Regions from separate parts of the Homo sapiens genome. Here region 2 is linked to region 1. A link is a loop called in an ENCODE intact Hi-C map of the cell type or tissue named here. Cell type or tissue: tibial artery. All regions are shown on one strand.

Region 1 (2,500 bases):
ATTGCACTCCAGCCTGGGCAACAAGAGTGAAACTCCATATCAAAACAAAGAAACAAACAAACAACACATACTAAACCCGGCCAGGCACGGTGGCTCACGCCTGTAATCCCAGCACTTTGGGAGGCCGAGGCGGGCGGATCACGAGGTCAGGAGATCGAGACCATCCTGGCTAACACGGTGAAACCCCGTCTCTACTAAAAATACAAAAAATTAGCCGGGCAAGGTGGCGGGCGCCTGTAGTCCCAGCTACGCGGGAGGCTGAGGCAGGAGCATGGCGTGAACCTGGGAGGCGGAGATTGCAGTGAGCCGAGATAGCGCCACTGCACTCCAGCCTGGGCGACAGCGAGACTCCGTCTCAAAAAAAAAAAAATAATAATAATACTAAACCCACATCCACCAGTGCCATGACAGTTCCTGGGACATCCATATTTGGCATAAAAACAGGTAACACCACAATTTTGAGAAACCCTCACCTTTTTCCAGGAATCTTCATAAATATCCCACCCCTTGGTTAAAGAAACCCATAAAGGTGGAAGCTCCCAACCCTGCTGGGTGCAACTCTCTCTTGAGTAGGCCCGAACTCTCCTTTCTTGAGTGTGTACCTTTTGCTTTGCAATAAATCTCTGTACTTTCACTATTTTCTGACTTGTCCTTGAATTCCTTCTGGCAAAGGTGTCAAAAGCCTGGACACTGCCTGCGGTTAAGGTCCCACTGGCGTTTGGGGACCTCCTCTAGCCCACTGGCATCAGAAACATTACACAAATCAGCTCACACTATAAATCAGCCCCGGGCCCACCATCCCAGCCTGTTGAACATGTTCCAGCACATCACGGACTCTGGTACTACATCAGGCACCAGATCCAGATAACATATCTTGCATCTCACCCAGGATCTTGAGAAACACGCTTTGGAAGCCAGCAGCCCTATGGGGGCAGCCACACCATGTGAGCATCGGCCACACCCTTGGGTGGCCCTGGAACCAGACCATCCTCCAGCCCCCGTTGGTCTGGAAACCAGCAACAGCCCCATCACCTGGGAGCTGGTTAGAAAAATGCAAAATCCACTTCACTCCAGACCTGCTGAATCAGAACCTGCATTTTGGCCACATCCCTGGTGGTTCAAGCTCACATTTAAGTTCGAGAAGCTCTGCTCTAGGCTTTTCCTGAATGTGGCGCATCAGTGATTCCTCCCGGCCCCAAGGCCTCTGTGCCCAACCAGGACTGACTTACCCCGGCCTTGCACAGCACCCGCAGGACTCTCCTTGGTGTTGATGTGGGCACTGGCTGACTGCCACAGCACTCTATGCCTGCTCTCTGACTCTGTCACGCGTCTGCTTTTCCTCCTGGGATAATGTGGTGCTGGTGTTGATGAAAAGAGTCAAACTGTAAAATATTTTTAGAGATTTATTCTGAGCCAAGTATGAGTGACTACGGCCTATGACACAGCCCTCAGGGGGTTCTGAGAACATGTGCCCAAGGGTACAGCTTGCTTTTCTACATTTTAAGGAGGCATGAGACATCAATCAAACACATTTAAGAAATACATTGTTTTGGTCTAGAAAGGCGGGACGATTCAAAGGTGGGGGAGGGTTCTTCCAGGCTATAGGTAAATTTAGACACTTTCTGGTTGATAATTGTTTGAATTTGTCTAAAGACCTGGGATTAAACAGAAAGGAATGTCTGTAAGATAAGAGGTTGTGGAGACCAAAGTTTTACCATGCAGATGAAGCTTTTAGCTAGCAGGCTTCAGAGAGAATAAGTTGCAAAATGTTTTTTATCAGCCTTAAAGTCTGTGTCACTGTTGGTGCTGGAGAGGTTTGATGAGGCATGTTCGAACCCCACTTCCATTATGGCCTGAAACAGTCTCTCAGGTTAAGTTTTAAGAGCCCTGACTGAGGAGGAAGTTCATTCAGATGGTTGTGTCGGGAGGGCGGCTTAGAATTTTACCTTTGGTTACACTGGGGTGGCAGTGGTGCAGGACGGGGCAGGTTTGCTCCCCTCCAGGCCAAGACAAGTGCTGGCTGCAGAAAGGTTTTATCTGCTGGTATTTGAAAAGCTTTCCCTGATGCAACGGGCCCAGGCAAATCCTGGGAGTTCTGCTGTCTGCCAGGGAGAAAAGCTGAAGGGAGGAAGGGTCTGATCCCATCTCTGGTATCATGGTCCTAAGAAATTGCTGGAAATGCTTTCCTCATTAACAGGTACTGCCCAACAAGAATAAGTCTTCCCTCCCAGGTCCTCTGTTGACTGCTGAGGATGGGCCTGGGGCCCTGAGAACAAAGGAAGGGAACTAGTTAATATGAAGTGGGACAGGGAGTTCAATCTTCATGATCACTTGGATAATGAAGAAAGGCTAACTAGCAGGGATAATGACAGCTGGACTTTCTCAAGGGCTCTTTCTCCAGCTTAGTCATTGCCTGAAGTGTAACTGCCCGATGGGTTCTTTCTGCCCGCTACACAGACAAAGTCAATTGACTGAAACCATGGCATTGCAGTAAAGGAAG
Region 2 (2,500 bases), 160 kb before region 1:
GATCTTTTAGTCAAATTCAAAGCGTCTATCACTTCCTCCAGTCTCCCTCCACCGGAGTCTCTCCTGCTTCTCGCGCTACTTCAGCCCCTGACCCCTCTCCCCAGTACCCACTTCCCGCCTCCCTTGTTGATCCAATTATGTATGACACCACCACCCCTTCCTTAGCCACTCACCATGACCCCATCAAAATTTGGCTCAAAGACCCTTCCAAATTTCCCAATGTCCCCCAGTACCCTATTTCTCTGACTCACCAAAGAGGCCTACAGACCATCATAAACAAGCTCCATGCATGTGGTCTTCTTAGACCAACACGTTCCCCATATAACACCCCCATTCTCCGTTAAAAAATCAGATGGCTCATACTGACTTGTCCAGGAACTCTGAGCCGTCAATCAAGCTGTCCTCCCTATTCATCCCATAGACCCCAACCCATATACGCTTCTCTTTCTCATCCCTCTGACACAACCCATTACACTGCTATTGACCCAAAGGATGCCTTGCTCTTTCGCCAGGCTGGAGTACAGTGGTGTGATCTCAGTTCACTGCAACCTCTGCCTCCTGGGTTCAAGTGATTCTCCTGCTTCAGCCTCCTGAGTAGCTGGGACTACAGGTGCCCACCACAGCATCTGGCTAAATTTTGTATTTTTAGTAGAGATGGGTTTTCACCATCCTGGCCAGGCTGGTCTTGAACTCCTGACCTCATGATCCACACGACTCGGCCTCCCAAAGTGCTGGGATTACAGGTGTGAGCCACTACACCCAGCCAAGGATGCCTTCTTCACCATTCCTTTATACCTGGATTCCCAAGACCTCTTTGCTTTCACCTGGACTGACCCTGACATCCTCCAGTCACAACAACTCACATGGACTGTCCTCCCTCAAGGCTTCAGGGATAGCCCTCATTTCTTCGGACAAACTTTCACCCAGGACCTCACCTCCTTAGACCTCTCTCCTAGCCGTCTCCTTCAGTATGTGGATGACCTTCTCCTTTGCAGCCCTTCTCTAAAAGACTCTCAAACTCACACAGTCACTCTTTTAAACTTTCTCGCTGCCAAAGGGCATAGAGTTTCCCCTTCCAGGGCTCAGCTCTCCATCCCCAAAGTGACTTGCTCAGGAGTTCAACTTTCTCCTGGGGCCCAGGCTATGACCCAGCCTGAGCAGCACTCATAAACAATCTGCCCCCGCCTTCCTCCAAAGATGAAATCCTTTCCTTTCTAGGGCTGGCAGGCTTTTTTAGAATACAGATTCCCAACTTTGCCCTTCCGGCTCACCCCCTCTATGAAGCAGCCAAAGTCCCCCTCAATGAACTCCTAAACCCCTCATATAACATACTCCCCAATTTCCACAAACTCCAAACCACTCTTCTCACTGCACCGGCTCTGTCCTTACCTGATATCACCCAACCTTTCACTGTCTGTACTGCCGAGAACCAAGGAACAGCCCTCAGTGTACTAGGGCAACAGAAGAGAAATCCTCCTTCCTTTGCCCCTGTAGCCTACCTCTCTAAACAACTCGATAACACAATCAAAGGGTGGCCTGCTTGTCTTAGGGCTTTAGCAGCAGCAGCCATTCTAGCTCTAGAAAGCAGGAAACTAACATTCGGACAAAACACCACCATCCACAATCCTCATAATCTACAAGATCTCCTCACCTCCCGAGCATTAAGCTCCCTTCCTCCTTCCCGGATTCAATCACTCCATGCTCTCTTTATCAAAAATCCTGAATTCAGCCTTGCCAAGAGTGCTACCCTCAACCCAGCATCCTTCCTGGGAATACCTTACTCCCTGTATCCTCTTCCCCTCCTACTCATTCTTGCACTGAAATCCTAGACCACCTGCAGCCACATTTCCCAAACATTTCCTCTGAGACTCTCACCAACCCTGATGACCAGCTATTCATAGATGGCTCCTCTTCTGGGACCACTGGCTCCCCCAAAATTGCTGGATACGCAGTTGTTTCTCTTGACTGAGTAATTGAAGCCAAGCCCCTACCTCCAGGAACCTCCTCCCAAAAAGCAGAACTTACAGCTTTCACCAGAGCCCTAACCCTTTCCAAAGGCAAATGAGTCAACATTTATACAGACTCCAAATATGTCTATCACATCCTTCATTCCCACACCACCATCTGGCAAGAGAGGGGATTCCTTACTGCCAAAGGGAACCCCATCACTAACGGCCCCCTTATTTACCAACTCCTTCAGGCTGTACACCTGCCAACTCAAGCAGGAGTTATACACTGTCAAGGACCCCAAACAGGATCAGATAACATTTCAAGAGGGAACAGAAAGGCTGATGAAGCAGCAAAAGAAGCCTCCCTTTCTTCTGCCCCTGCTTCTCTCCTCCTCATTGCCCCTGCAGTCCAACCCCAGTATTCCCTCACTGAGAGAGCTTCACTACTACAATGAGGGTCTCTGCCTTTATAGACAAAGCCCTCACCCTCGCCGGAAACTATCCTACCACCTTAGCTAACAGAGCTACCAAACTCCTCTCCACATGTACTG

What was found. Peaks named below come from ENCODE experiments on the same cell type or tissue, not always from the same donor. Only the 100,000 strongest peaks of a DNase experiment are listed, where the experiment ranks them.
Region 2: a loop joins it to region 1, with 2.3 times the contacts of the local background. A loop is called at or near these places in 12 of 110 quality-filtered maps.

Annotation. Positions count from the first base shown.
Region 1 is chr1:9,083,785-9,086,284 of GRCh38, forward strand. It overlaps a transcript of SLC2A5 not described here. Among named protein-coding and RNA genes, the nearest start is that of SLC2A5, 15 kb to the left of the region's middle. In tibial artery, no CTCF peak of the experiment used is centred here; a DNase peak (open chromatin) is centred at 1,299.
Region 2 is chr1:8,923,573-8,926,072 of GRCh38, forward strand. The region is part of intron 1 of LINC03153 (long intergenic non-protein coding RNA 3153); the gene reads right to left. Among named protein-coding and RNA genes, the nearest start is that of LINC03153, 2.1 kb to the right of the region's middle. In tibial artery, no CTCF peak of the experiment used is centred here; no DNase peak of the experiment used is centred here.